Regions from separate parts of the Homo sapiens genome. Here region 2 is linked to region 1. The links are chromatin loops, found by intact Hi-C in ENCODE. Cell type or tissue: natural killer cell. All regions are shown on one strand.

Region 1 (8,000 bases):
ATTATTAAACTTTTTACATTTTAACTGATTTCTCTTATAGTAAAATTAATTATATATTAGCTTTGGGGTATACAAAATTGCACTTTGATAATAATATTTAGGAATTGGCAACTTTGTGGGCAAAGTTGTGGGAACTATCAGAAAAGTAAAAAATAAAGGTGGGACCCGAAAGAAGGAAGGATTGTAGGTTGGAGCCATACGCGACTAGAAACTAAGACATGTATCCTTAAAAACCCTCAAATCTGTGTTCTGATGGGAAAACCCTGCTAAGTCAATGGTTCCCAGACTTTGGAATTTCAAAACAAAAAACTGTGAGGCCCAACATACAATTACCAACTCTTCATTTTTGCCAAACAAAACTATTTTCAACAGAACACACTAACATATACTGGAACCATGATTTCATATTATGACATTTATTTTCCACATTCTATATACTTTTAATATGCAAAACAAGGACAAAAAGGGCAGTCATCTCCCATGGGGGGCTTAGAAATCTCTCATTAATGTGTGTGTGTGTGTGTGTGTGTGTGTGTGTGTGTGTGTGTGTGTGTGTTTTAAATTGGCCTTATTATTTCTTTAAATTTAACCAAGGGCCAGTAAAACTCCCTTTTGGAATACCACACGCCCGTGCTGTTCAGGAATGATTATGATAAAGTCATTCATGAGGACATAGAGTTATTTCATATGCTCTCAAAAATGACTTGCAGTGCGAAACACAGCTACTATTGGACAAGACAACAACCCAACTTTATATAACAATTTTTTAATTCACTAGTACTTGTGTATCAGTCAATAAAGTACCTGGTACTTGTGTACTAGGCACTGGGATGGAGTTGGGGATACGAAAGTGAAAAATATAGTCACAATTTCTACCTTATACTCTAGTAGGGGAAAGAAAAACAAAATGTATGATTGAACTGCCTTAAGCACCATGAAGGCAACATACAAATTGCTGTGAGAGCATATAACCAACTCAGAAATCAGCCTTAAACTGAGACCTAAAAAGGACTCCCCCTGTGCCTTTTGTATATTTAAGGCATCTTTTTTATATTCTAGAAATACAATATCATTGAGCAGATAGATTCCAAAGGGCCATCTTCTAGCTGGATGAAATAGAAAAGGGCACCCCTTCCTCAGGCTAACAGCCCTGCCTGCTGAGGGCATAGTTAGGTGAATGGATCATCACTAATGAATGGATGGTTTTAAAGAAGGGAATAACATGACCAAATTTGCATTTAACTTTACTCAATAGTCTGGAGTATTTAAATATGATTAAACCTTTTCTTTCCATTCACTTGAATGAGGCAGAAGGGCTATTCAGGAATTTAAAGTTGACTAAGGTATTGATTGGGTACAAAATTTTTACTAGGTAGGTAAGGGCAGGATGATTCCATTAGAAACAAGAACTTTTTCTCCAGTGCTCTGGGAAGAATTGATTGGTTCAGGGCTAAATCACCAAGATGAATACCTTCTTTTGATTCACACACCCTTTTGACATCTGGGTTTCCCTGAATCATATGCAATCTAGGACTTACGCAGACCACTCCAGTTTCACTTACGAAATTTGGGTTAGCCAACTTAAACAGTCATGGCTGTAATTTGCTTCTGAGTTAAAATGCTATTATTATTTTATGTTATTTATGGATTCCTGCAAAGGAGAAAGCATTTTTATTTTGATAAATTTTGTTATTAATGAAATTAACTCAATTTTGTAGTAACATAGTATACAGTGAAAATGTGCTTTACGAGATGCCGTGGCTTGTCTCTCAAATGGACAATGAGGCTTTCCGAAACCTTTGTGCCTTTAAGTTTAAGGAATTGATTTGGCGTCTTATCTCAGTGTACACAAAGCTTAGTTATCACCTAGGAAATATTGGATGTTTGTCTCAGGGAGAAGAGACAATTTTTGAGACCACAATTAGGTTTTGTAGCTATTTGACATCCAATTATAATCAGATACTCAGTGAAACATGCATTCATAATGCAGGCCAATGATCATATATTTGGCTTAGCTTTTCACTAGAAAAATTCTTTAAAGAAATATTGTCCTTCCAATTTTAGTGGTACTGAGGAACAGCTCTGGTTATAAGGGGGGAAATACTATATGTCCTTTGTTCAATCTTACTAATCTTTATTAATTTTATGATTTTCCCCATTTATTTTTTAAAAATCATTAATAAAATTATCCTTGATTGAGTTTCTCCTATGTGCTAGGCATTGTGATAGGACTTTAGTAAACATCATCTCTAACCCTTTCAATAACCCTGCAAGGTAGGGTCATATTTTATAGATAAGGAAACTGAGGCTCAGAGAAGTTATGTCTTGAAATTATATAGTAGCAAGTGGTTAAGCCAGGTTTCCAACACAGGTTTGTCTGACTCTAAAACCAGCATCTGCCCCATCTCCTCACCATTCGCGACCAGAATGTGATGCACGTCTACCAAAAAGAGAGTAGCAAAAGGTGATTTATAGAAGCAGTTACAGTCCTCTGAAGAGAAGGCAAAACTATTGGGGATAGGGAAAAAGTAACTATAAAGATCATATTTATATAATCGAATATTAACTTAATGGCTTGAATTAGGTGGCAAATAAAATATATTAGCAAGCAATGTTACAAACCATGGTGAGAGCTATGTAGTAGATGAAGCAGAATGATGGCTGGGCTCAGGGAGCTCATACATTTGGAACCCAGATAAATCTTTGCTCCTTCTTCCCAGAGCCCATCATCACTTTTTAAAAACACGTCTTTGCTGGGCTCAGTGGCTTACATCTGTAATCTCAGCACTTTGGGAGGCAAGGCAGGAGGATTACTTGAGCCCAGGAGTTTGAGACCAGCCTGGGCAACATAGGGAGATGCTGTCTCTACAAAAAATAACAAAGAACAAAACCATCTGAATTTCATGCATTCCAACATATATTATTTTGTTCCATTCTACTTAATAACCTTTACACTAGTTGTGAAACTCACTGAAAACAAAGGAGAAACTCATTATAATTCATCTAAACATTCCTGAAATATCACTTTAATCAAAAAATTAAGAAATATTGCTCAGATTTAAAAGAAAAATGGAAACTCCCTTGGCAAGTGGGTTTGAGGTTTGGTCATTAGGTTTTGAATAATCAGGAGCTATGTGTTGTAGTAGGAAAAGCATACCATTTAGAGAGAGACAGCTTTAGTTTGTCAGTCCTGCCTCTTAATAGGTGGATGACCTTGAGTAAAGCATGACGCAGCCTTTGGGCATCAGTTTCCTCACTTAAAGGTAGAAGGGTTGAACCAGGTGTAAGCTGCTGTTCTTCCATGTTATGATTCTAAATAGTTCTAGATGGAATTATGTTGCACATTTCATATGTTGTTAAACAGCTTCTCTCTGGAACAGTTGCTCCTAATCTCCTAATAAGCTTACTATGGGTCACTCAGCAATCTTCAAGAGAAACAAACATTATTTGGTTGGTGGATACCAAGACAATTCTGATGTGTTTGTGTCAAAGATTGGTCAGATGAAATCTAACTAGACATGTATCATTCCATCATCAAGCGAAATGACCTTGACTCTAAACATCTTAATTTGAACTGTAGACATTTCCCAAATGCTTTAGGGTAGATTTGGACCATAATACACTCCACTGTAAATGGAGAAAGTTCATCATCCCCATAATAATTGCCCCCAAACTGCTAGGTAGGAATGCATACTGGGTTTAGTATGTATTAACTCCCTTGTGAATTCAGCTTTTGAGAGCAGACCTCTTAACAAGTCATGAGTATTTAGAGTGAAATATTTAATTCTTAGTGATACTATTTTCCTATTCTGCTATTATTATTCAGCTATGATTATTTTCCTTCTCCTCCCAACCTCCTATTTCTTTTTCTTTATTAAAAAAAGGAGAGGAGGTGCATGCTGCCATCTGGGGTGAATATGGGCTTCACGTGGGGACCTGGGCGCTGGTTCTGATCCAGAGAGTGAGCTAGGAGCACTTACACAAGAGGGTCTTAGCCACTGTGTCGGGGGAATAGCCTTATATCAAAGACTGAAGCCTTTTAGTAAAACCTGAAGAATAATCAGAAGCAGCATTGACTAGTCTCTAACCTTGGTTGAGGGACACACACACACACACACACACACACACACACACACACGGCTCTGAAAGCTCAGACACGGAGGACACGCTGTGATCCACTTAGCCCTCTCTTCTCCTTCAGGGGGTCCTTGCAGGACAGAACGCTAAGGAACAAAGTCTTAACTGGCAAGCTGCCGGCAGAAGGAGACTGTCTGGTGGATTGCAGCGCTGATTAGGAACGGGGAGTCCTTTGCGTTTCAGAATCCGGTCCACATTTTGCTGAGAGCCCAGGCACTGTGAATAAGAGGAGCCTCTGAGGACTGGTTTCTGATGTCGCACTAGGCATGATAAGAATGCCATTGACGTCAGCAGAGTCATCATCAGGGAGAATGGCACCCCAGCTCTTGAAACCACACCAAGCAATTGCAGTGCTTTTGAAAATTAAAAGCCGGTGCTGGAGTGTGGGGGGTGAGGTGGGGGGTGGGGGGGTGGGGAGGGAAAGAAGCAAAGAGGGAAGTCGTGGCTCCAGCTGAACTCTTCTTTCTTCTATGCGTTTCCTGTATTTTAAAAAGGCAGGCTCACGGCCCTCCTGTGCACACGCCCGCTCACTCACACACACTGCTGCCTGGGCTCATTAACCTAAATTGGGGGAGGTGGGGGAAGAAGAAAGAGAGAAAGAAGGAAAAAAATTAATTCTGTTAACACTTCTGCATGCACATAAAACAAACTGTGCCACCCAGGTGCTGGACAGAGGCCCTGAGCCACATAAGCCTCTGAGAATCAAATTGCTGAGGTAAAACTGATATGCTTTAAATGTGTGTTGATGAAGAGATTACAAGGGAGGAATTAAACACTTCAAAGGAGCTACTACAAAGCAACAATCACTCTTCCCCCATCCCTCACACACGCACATTACTGTGGACGCTTGCATGTTTGTGTGTCTGCCTGAGAAAATGGCAAAGTTGGTTTAGGAAGGGAACACTGCAGGCATGTTGTGATTTCAGCTTTCACAGGCAGCTCCAAGAACATCACCTCCAGCTATAATTCAACGGTTACCTGGACTGGAAAATGTCTTGGAGGTTACGAAGTCTTTGAATTCTTTAGTGTAAATTGTCTCCGCTTTGAAATTCCACAATTGATCGAATCCTTTCATTCTCTTTCCCACTCCTAATTGTTCCACTCTAACTCTCCACCCACCGCCAGGAATATGAAAACAACATAGAGTAGAACTGATGATATCAGCTGTATAACACGCTTTATTTTACGGCATTAATGGGCAGCTTTCCAAGTCCATAAAAATCTTTTGCTGATCTGATTTTAATATCCATATTCTTCAGTTATACTAGAAAGAATGATTTCCGAGATGTGGAAATGTTAGCCGGGAAACAAAAGGACATAGGCACATAAAGCAAAATCTGGCAGGAAATGTGGGTTTAATAAATTGAATTATGTGAAACTCCTATTTCAAATGGACTGATACTAGAGGAGCAGCCCTCGAGAGATATGCACAGTAATGATTCTTCGTTTTCAAAGACCTGTTTCTTTTTGAAAAGGAAGAAGCCCTGAACAGCATTCCTTTCAAATACACAAAGGTAGCTAAAGTACAACCTTCTCCTCTTTCCTATTTGTTCTTTAAAAAATTGTAAAAATTATATTAAGTGTGCTTCTTGTGATAGAGTCAATAAAGGGAGAAGGAGTTTAGCAAAGCACATTTACTATATACTCTTAACCCGTCTTGCTTACTGTAATAATCGAAAGAAAGATGGCTAATTGTCTTGCAGGAATTTGGGTTATCCTCTGAAAGGATACAAGTAAATTTGTAACTTGGGTCGTATTGGCTATTTTTTGTTCTCTTTTGCTTTCATTTTTGTTTTGTCTGAGGTTTATAAATGGAACCCTTCTTTCCTTTCTTCCTTTTTTCCTTCCTTCCTTCTTCCCTTCCTTTTTTCCTTTCTTCCTTGCTTTCTCTCTCTCTCTCTCTCTCTCTTTTTTTTTTTTTACAATTGTACTTAAAAGAATAAAGGATTCTGAAAATCAGTTCCAGGATCCAATAAGGGCCTAGATTGTATATCACAGGATCAGAGCCCCTTGCTCTCAAATTTATGATTGTGAGGATGTATTATTGTATTTGGGGGATCAATAAGCAGAGCCAGAGCCTTCACACAAGGCTCCTTGTGCCCCCTCCCCCGCTCCATCCCATGAGGTTAAAAAGCACTGACTTTGACTTTAACACTGTGAACAAAATACAGAACAACTGTTTCAATTCCCTTCACTATTTCTGCTATGTGCCTAGATTAGATGTTTTCTGACCTGTCTCCCTAAGTTGTTCCTGTCACTTGTGTCTGTCATTCGCTCCCCCATCGCATCCTGCCCAACCCTCCCTGTCTATGATTCGAATTGCTCTCTGTCCAGATCATTTCCTGCAGTGAAAAACGAAGAAAGACTTTCTCCCTTCTTCCCACCTACACATTCCTTTTGTCCCCCAAGATATCCCTTCCTCTTGCCTGGAATCTTCCCAGGCCTTAATTGATTGATTTAGGCCCCCTTTGCACCAGGCACCCTAGCGGAAGCCCAGAAAGCCCCAAGAGTCTGGATGTGTTTTGGAGAGCAGGCTCAGGTTCACTGCACACTAATTTGCAGCAGGAAGTGCTAGGAAGCCCGATGAGGGATGGGAATTAGCAAATAAGGTTGGCAGTCAATTGACAGAGGAAGCTTAAGGAAGAGGATCATTTTGAAAAGGAAAAATAATTTAATCCTTTTCAGGTGTGTTAATTTCTTTCGTGGACCAAATTACCATGGACCTGGAATAGTTGAGATTTTCCCTAAGGTCTGGCTGTACTTCATAGGGAAGAAGCAAGGGTAAGTGCAGTAAATTTGATTATGGACACCAGTCTAACTCTAGCTTAATGAGCCATGGAAACAAAATAGCTCAATCTCTTCTAACTGCTGTAATGCAACACTAGGAGCATTGAGAGCACTGTGGTTTTGGTTACACAAATTTGTAGTACAGGCCTTGCCTCAGCATTTGAACATTTCAGCAAGAGAGCTGAACTTGCTTCGTTCTTCATGTAGCAGATATAAGTCTTTTGGAATTAATTTGAAAAAAAAAGAAAAGAAAAGAAAAGAAATGTACCCAGAAAGCAAGAGATCTTAAATGTATCCAAAACCTAGAACAAACAAACATTAACATTTGCCATAATTACTGTGGGTGTTTTTAATAAAAATATATAGATAGATAATTTTGGAGGTTGCATTTCCCCACCATCACTGCCAGCCTCATTTTTCTTCCATCCTCTCCAGAACAACCTCTGCCATAAATTTAGGAAATAGTCAACCTGTTCACATTTTCATCTTTTTACTATATATGTTCTTATTCACAAACGAATATGTTGTAGTTATAAAAAGTCATCAGTATCTTTTAGCTTATTTTTTTAAATGCAACATTATGTTTGTTGGATCATTTTACTCTTGTCCCAGTGCACCCTGTAATTCCCATGAATTGACAGGTAGCGATAGATCAGCAGTAGTAAAGTAACTGATATGGGTAGGTTAATAGAATGACCCTTTTAAGAAGGGATCTCAAAGAGGGAGGCTAGGTAAGCTACAAAATTATCAGGGCGAAATGCAGTGAGGTAGAAGTGAAAGCAGCTTAGAGTCAGCCTGGGCTAAGATAAATGAGGAGTGGAGCTGCAGCTGGAGGAGCAAGAGAATATGGTCTACTCGAGTATAAATCAAGCTTGCTGGTGAGCAGTTTAGGACTAGCTCCTGGTTTTACAGCAAGACTTTTTATGTGATCTTGACCAAACCACTGCACTTGATTGCTCCTTTCTACTCCTTGGTCCTCACGTGTCAAATAAAACCCCTGAATTGCAGAGCCAAAATGCAAACAAATAGAACTCCTCACTCAACCTCCCTCAGTTTATAAGTAAGGAAATGAAGAC
Region 2 (8,000 bases), 230 kb before region 1:
AAACCTTAAGTGTCTAGTAAAACATTTTGATTCACAATCATAGTCATATTGATTTTTTATCATTATATTTAAGCATGCCTCTTATTGATTGTTTTAGTCTATATCCTGATTTTAGCTCTTTAATTACAGTTTGTGTCTGTTTGTGTCCTGGGTCATATATGAGTAATGGATGCAATTGTAGAAGCTTAAAACACAGAGCATGCTTTCCCAGTGTTCTTAAGACCATGGGGTACCTTCAATTCTGTTAATGTTTTACTGTTGCCAAGTCTTAAAATAATTGTCTCCCATTTCAGAACATGGAATAATTGACCTTTCAATCAAGTAGACTCATATAAGGTTTAGAATGAATATTTGAAAGCAATTCAAAGAAAATTTTGGTATTATTTTGCAACACTTCCATTTTGAGAAATAACTTATAGTTGATTTTGATAAGTAATGTAATAAAAATCATTTTTTACATTTACTTGTACTGAATGGATATTAGTTTTAAGGAGTACACAAGCCCCGTTATCAAACTGCCTTTTGTCACACTCTTTTGCAATGTATCATTCTGAAGATAGAATTACAACGACACCCTCATCAGAAGTAGATGGTAAATAACAGTCTGTTATTTGCTTCCACATTAACTTCTGCTGGCTTTGAGTCTGTAACCAGAGACTATTTCAAAATACAGCACTATCCTGAAACCCACTATCTGCCTGCTCTGGTTTCCTGAAGCAATGTCTTTCAACCTAACGCAACCCCACTGATGTAACTGCTTATTTCTCTGAAGTTCAGCTCAACCCTCGTCTCTTCCGTATGCCTGTTAACTAGAGACTTGATGCGCAAGTAATTGAATGCCTATGTGGATTACGTTTAACTTATCCCACTCTCAAATTTGGGAGTTTCATTTTTATTCATAGTAGCTATCTCCTATAAAGGAAATTCTGAGTTTCTGTGTCAGACACCGAAACCCAAATTTGCCATTTGTAACATCTGGAATCTTGGAACCAAAATCCCAGAAATATTCAAGAGGCAAAAACGATGCCTTATTTAGAGCTCTGCAGAACATAAGAGCTAAGTTATTGGCAGGAGACGGGCACTTTGCTGATACTTTAGTGGGGTTAGGACTTACATGGATAACAATTGGATTGGAGCAATGTTTAGATTTCCGAATCTGGTTTTCCCTAGGACATATAAAATTAGTGTGCACAACTTGTAAACATAATAATTTGTCTCAGGGATGGAACATCTCTCCTTGCTATTGAATCATGCTTTTACTAAAATTCATCTGGAAAAATAAACGCTTAATAAATGACAGTAATTAGAATGTTCAAAAGATGTCTTCTTTGTTCTTTTATACTCTTTGATACCCATGAAGTAAAAATTATAAACAGCTTGTTGTATTATAAATGCTAGTAAAGATTCATCCTAGAAAATCATTTTATTTAATTTCTTATTTTTTCCAAATGTCTAAATTCTCATGTCTGTGAAATATTAGCCAGTTCTTCAAAAACAATATTGATATTTCTATTTGAAATCAAGGCTTAATTTTGCTCATGATTAATCTCAGAAATAAGTAGCTTATTTCTATGACCTTACTGAGACCTGGTAACCTAAGAAGGATTATGTGTAACTGTGTGGAAGAAATGAAAAGGAGGCGGTAAGTAATTATTTAAGAAAAAATAATATTAATATTGACAGACACTTCTTGTGTCTGTAACTGATTTCACACTAGGAAAATGAAGCAGAGTTTCAATTTTCTTGTTCATAATTTCACATTTACAGTTCCATTGTTTTATCTTGCTTAACTGTTCTAGATGACTGCCTTTACAAAGCAGGGGGAAAAGAAGGAAGAAATGTTTTTGACAGTAATGAAAAAGACAAGATTAGTTCTCCTTCCTTGCACATTTTTAGAAAAAGTTGGACATTCCCTAGCAGATTCATTCTAGATTATTCGTATGTCCTTGTAGCTTATCAATTAGATATCCATTAAATTTGAATATCCCTTTAAAAAGGTAAATTTGTAAGCAAAGGCAGTTAATTATTTGTGAAAATGTATACTGCTGGCTTTAGCCTGAATACAAAGATAGGGTTTATCTTGCTATCAGTAAAATTGGGATAACAATGAAAATATTTTTCTGCTTCCAAAGTCGTATACATAAACTGTAGCTTTTATTAGAAATCAGTGATGCTGTTTCACCTACAAAAATTTAAACACCACTGGACAAAATGAGAGCTTTGTGTTGCCTGGAGGGTGAAAAAAGTCCATCTTTGCCAGCAACATCCCTTCTACTCTTCTGCTTGTCTTTGTGGCCTCCCTCCCCCTCCCTTTCACACCAAGCCACCTCACCCCACCAGCTGTTAGGGACTCCTCCCCTCTTTACGCAGATCACCAGTTATCTTACACTGTCTGGCTTTAGTCTCAGATGAAGACATTCTAATAAGCACCAAGTTGTTCAGCTCAGTGCTAACTCTGCCAGGAATGTGTGCATTTCCTAAGAGCTGCCGAAAATGGAAATTAAATAGTTTGAAAGAATTAAATGATAATGGTGGCATTTCATACACCAGAAGGGCAGATTGGCATCAGTGTAAGCACCTTTTCAGTCCTTCTTTGAGAACACCAGGAAAGTGGCTACCTGTTTTGCTCATGCGAAATTTGGATCTCTATACAAAAGCAAAAAGACAGTTTGTGAAGCGTTACAATATTGCAAGTTGATTCAGGGAGAATGTGTTGTGTTTATTTTTGAACTCTCTGCTCCTCCAAGGTTGCTGCTGTTCAGGGCAGTTCTCACTCACCCACTTTCTTTGAGCTCATGTCTGATAAGAAAGAGGTGAAACTGTAAAAACCTTTTCTATTACTCGTCTCCAAAGCTGATATGAAACCTGTAGCATTCTTAAGAACCCCTGGTGTCCTGGATGCTGTTGTGAAAACAAGCATAATGTTTAATGTCTTGAGCTTTTATTGAAATTATATGAATATTCAAGACTCCCTTGGTGTACAAGAGACAGATTGAGCTTTAGAGGTCTCAAAATTTGCAGATATGGTGATGTTCACTGAGCTCAACTCTTGGTCAATTTTGTCCAGTTCAGAGAGGGTTAAATTCACTCTTGGGCACTTGAAGCCTCTCTAATCTTATCCTGAAGAAGTGGCGCTCTCCCTTGGTTTACAGTTGAGGTCACCCGCGGGGCAGTGTTTGGATACAGACTGATGAAATTATGCTGCATTGTTAACATTGAATACCACTCAGTGGTGAGGACCGATGACGGCACTAGGGTCCTTTGACTCCTTGGGTACAATTTCTTGAAATAGATGCTTTCCCAAAATGTCCTGGACTCATAAAATATATGAAGGATTCTATTTGGCTTTCATCATTTATTTAATTTGAAAGAAAGTTGTTTTAACAGATTTATCAGAGTTAAGAAATGTTTCTAGGGAATAGAAAATGGACAAGATAATTGATCTTTGTTGTCAGAGTCATGCATTGTAATTCACTCTCTAAGGTGACGCAGCATCTCCTTGAGGGCAAAGCTGCCAAAAGTTCTGAAAGTGATCTGCCTGTTTTTTTTTCTCACACTGACTTTTAGAGAGGCGCTGGTATTTTCAAGACGAGTAAATCCTGTTTACATCCTGTGGAAGGTTGGCTAAGAATTATATCCATCTCTTTTTAAGAGAAGTTGAAATAAGGAAAATTATAGTTGGCAGTTAGCTGTGTGAAATTTAGTAATCTTTGTCAGATGACCCAGTCATAGGCATGTATTTTTTAAAATTTTTTAACGAAGCCCTGTGGGTTTACATTTTTTAAAGTTCACACTGATATAAAGGTTTACCCACTTCAATCACACCTTTTGTTGTGTGTGCATGCGTGTGTGTGTGTTGTGCTTTTCAGGAGTGGCATGTGACTATGCTGTTTAATCAGGGCTATATTTAAAAACAAATTTTCGAGGGAGTGTTTCTCACGTTAATTATGAGATAAGGCCTGAGTGAAGCAAACTCTGTCGCAAAGGCCAAGTGTCATGCAGCAGGAAGTCCTGGCCATCCCTTCCAGCCCTGCCTCAGCCAGCCTGCCATCTCTCTGTCAGCGCATACCACTGCACAAAGGAAATGCCCTCACTCAGCTACAAGTGCCTCCTGCTCCGTGCGGGGCCTCAGGGCCCCAGAGCCCCGCACCAGCTCTGACTTCTCGTGGTTCCTGGGGATCTTGGCATCGTCCTTAAAAATGGCTTTTGTTTGGGATCCTCTGGGAGCCACGGTGCCAGGACCATCTACAAGAGCCAAATCAAGATTGCGTTTCTCAAAGTCCTACAGGTATTACTCTTTTCCTTTTGTAGCTAGGAAGAATTGTTTAACTGCCTTAGGCCCCTTGCAAATAAGCCTTTGCCCTATGTTGACCTTCTAACTCCTAATGCTTGTTAAATTGACAATATATTAAATAAGAGCCAAGAAGATGATGTAAACCTTGAAATAGGGGTATGTAGGTACGTGCAGAAGTTGAAGGAAGTTGACTAACTTTAAAAGCTAATTCTGAGAGTTAAATGGCAAACTTAACAAAGCATTCATATTACTGCCACCTGAAAAACAGTGTATTAACTTGTCTAATGGCTTAATACAGTCAACTCTAAATGTTAGGGAAGGGTTCTTGTTTGACCAACAAAAAAAACACTACATTATTCTTCATAAGTGTTTCAGGGCACATGCACATGAAAAAATGGAAACTAATGCTGTTTCAGGTAGTAATTCAGTGTTCATCTTGCCCAGCAGAATTACATGTCATGAATTCAAACTAAATATTTTAATAATCTTTTGTTTCTGGAAGTCATATTAAAAATCTTGACCTCATGACTTCACTAAACTGTCAATGACTGTTTTACAACAAAATCAGCTTATTTTAACCAAATAACTGGAAAGAAAGAAAACACTTAAAAAATATTGGATTTCCTTCTTCATTTGAGTATTCTAGGTGTTAATAAAGAGAAGATTGATTATTCTTTATTATTGTTTAGAAAGAAAACCTTTTCTGTTTTTGATTGATTACAATCTATAGCACTGAAAGGTATCTATTTAATCAATAGTAAATAGAAGTGACATTGTTTGCAAAATTTTGGATATAAGGTCTTTCTTATTTAGACCAAATGCAGCACATCTGGAAGCTGCCAAGCCTATGTAGAAATATATATTAACACTGAATTAAAATGTGTTCTGATTTGCCTGCATATAAAACATTCAAAGTTTGAATTAAAATAATTTATAAGGATTAATTATTTGCTTTAGACACTAAAGAAGATAATGTCCTTGGAATTTTTAGGGAACTATAAAATCAGAGAAATCAAATTTAAAAATTTTGTATAACAATGCATAAGCAAACTTTGGCAAGAGGTAAATATAATTTGCCAGCTAAAGGTATAGGTATTAACTCCATTTATTTTTATTTCAAAATAAAATAATGATTTATTTGTTATGTTTGTTACAGCTATAAAATTTAGTTGAAAATTTTAAATTATATGCTTCCTATGTGCTTTGCATTTTGTTAAATGTGATTCTCATGCTTATTGTATGCTAAATTGTACATTTAGAACTTAACATCAATGATTTGCTAACATTACTGTGCATATTTCCAACATATGGTGGCTTCTAGGCTCTCTTCATCACTAGATCTGATAACAAGCTCCTTAATATCATAAATCTCCAGCTGCTGAATAAAGTAAAAGCAATAGCTTGATTGACTAATGAATTTGAGAAATCTCACGAAATGCAGAGTTTAAGCTCTTCTGTGTAGTTTGCAAATATATTATAAACCTTGCCTTCTCAATTTGGCAAAGATATTTTTATTTTGAGGTGTTATGGTATTGTAACAATTTAAAGCTATATGATAAATATATTTTTTCAAGGTTCCTTTGGTCAAGTTCTGACCCTTTCCAAAATATAAGCATTAGCAGCTAAGAATGACTTTTTCATGTATTTGAATACCTCACATCTGTAATTTTAACAAGTTTCATTTGTAACAAGTTTAAGAGGTGAGAATGACATCTCAAATATCCATCATGAGTCAGTTTCCTTCGGAAGCTTGAGAGGCTCAGTCCTTCCTTTACTTCCTCTTAATTTGAATATACAATTTCCCACAGAATAATTAATTTTTTTATATGTGCTGCTTTCACTGTTTGGAGGTTCTAGTTTATCTTTCCAGTTGCACTGCAAACTCTTTGAGGTTAGAAGTTTCCTTACATACAGCAAAAATGCCAGTAATGCCTATTTGATAAAGTATTCTGTTACCCTTTCTTATTTGGCATCACCCGATAATGTTTTATTGGCATAGCCAACTTGATATGATCATATCTATCATAAGTTGAATTGAGTGGAAGGGTTAGGGAGGTAGGAAGGCAGTTGGCCACTGGCTCTTGCATTTCTGCAGGTCCCTCATGTATCCAAAGGAGATTACGCATTCAGCCACGACAATGTACTGACAATAATGAAAAAAGGTACATATCATATAACTTAAAATTTTTATCATACCATAATACCTCAAATGCACCATGAGTCACTCTATATATATACAGACACATATACACACCACACACAGGCACATGCACGCACAGTTAAATGCTATAATTATCTTCTGAAGAGCATAGTTTTATTGCATAGCATTCTTGGAATTAAAGGTGTTAAACTATTTGATGTAAACATGTAAAATATCTCATAATGTCACAGCCTTGTTTTTGCATTTCTTATTTTTTAAAAAATATACAAAATCCTTACGCGGTGAAAGTAACTTAAGCTTATCTTGACCTTTAAGAGGCTTTGGATCTGATTCCATTATTGAAGCAACTGAAAGAACTGGACATTGGACAACATTTCTTCATTGAATTTCTCCCTTATAATTTTTTTTATGAGCAATATTTTTTATCTTGTAAAATCTTCAAATGTGCCTATTGTAGTGTCATTTTTCTTTGGCTATTGAATGGATAATAATGCATGCTACTGGGGGTACACTTAGCTTTAACTGGAATATTTTTCCTTGGCATGGCTTTTGCTGCCTGGTAATATTCAGGCTAAAGGAAAGCCAGGTGTACAAGATATGAAATTCAATTAGTGTCTGATTTGTTAAAGTAATAGCAAATCATATACATTTAATGAGTGTTGACTCTTGAGAAATACAATCTGAAACAGTTTTACAATGCTCAAAATAGATGTGAAAGTTTTTCAGCTGTGACAATTTTTTATCTTATGTGGGTAAAATACATTTTTATAAGAAAAGATTAATATATAGCTTATTAAGTTTGATTGAGGCAGAAAGAAGGATTGAAAGAGAAAAGAAGAGGGAGAGGGAAGGAAAGGCAGGGGAGAGGAGGGGAGCAGGGCCGTGGAAGGAGGAGTGAGGAAGAGAAAAAGAGAGAAAGCAGAGGGTTACATAATAAGGAAGGTACTTTTTCTCTGTGAGCCCAGAAGAGATTGCCAACCATGTTTTCAGTAATGGGATCAGTGTTAGCATTAGGGCACCACTTACAAAGATGAGTACTAATTTTGAGGGCAAGGTGCTGATTTATCTGCCTAGGTTCTGGCACACATGTTTAAAGATTCACCTAATTACTTTAGAGCAACGCCCCTCCCAAGTATTATAGAGAAGAAAGAGGAGAATGATGTGCTCAAGAAAACAATGTGGAGAAGTTTATATTGGTTGTTTAAACATAGTACCTAAAAAAAAAAAAATGGGGAAAAACGATCTGGGAAGTAAAGAAAGAATCAAGGAGCAAAGATTTAGCAAGCCTGTGGACCCTGACAACTCCAATAAGAGAACACTAGGGAATTTTGTGATTTAAAATATATTATTGCTTAAAACTACAGTAGTGTTCAAGGAAACTTTAAATAGAAAATTACTCTTCTTGAGATGATTCTGTCTTCCAAAGAGAACAAATCACAAGGATGTTAAAAGGAACATTTTATGTGACAAGTTTGGGGTAGGTACTATGTAAATAGAAGAGAAAGTCACTCAAGGTACATTTGAATGTAGGGCAGAGATTATTCC

What was found. Hi-C counts contacts between places; a loop is a spot of excess contacts. Peaks named below come from ENCODE experiments on the same cell type or tissue, not always from the same donor. Only the 100,000 strongest peaks of a DNase experiment are listed, where the experiment ranks them.
Region 2: a loop joins it to region 1, with 8 times the contacts of the local background. A loop is called at or near these places in 2 of 110 quality-filtered maps.

The regions. Positions count from the first base shown.
Region 1 is chr5:59,124,154-59,132,153 of GRCh38, reverse strand. The region is part of intron 5 of PDE4D (phosphodiesterase 4D); the gene reads left to right. Among named protein-coding and RNA genes, the nearest start is that of PDE4D-AS1, 88 kb to the right of the region's middle. RefSeq lists enhancers at 3,559-4,468, 4,469-5,379. In natural killer cell, no CTCF peak of the experiment used is centred here; DNase peaks (open chromatin) are centred at 4,383, 4,913, 6,413, 7,733 and 2 weaker places; H3K4me3 peaks cover 920 bases; H3K27ac peaks cover 4,134 bases.
Region 2 is chr5:59,353,046-59,361,045 of GRCh38, reverse strand. The region is part of intron 1 of PDE4D (phosphodiesterase 4D); the gene reads left to right. Among named protein-coding and RNA genes, the nearest start is that of PDE4D-AS1, 320 kb to the right of the region's middle. In natural killer cell, no CTCF peak of the experiment used is centred here; no DNase peak of the experiment used is centred here; H3K4me3 peaks cover 458 bases; H3K27ac peaks cover 2,527 bases.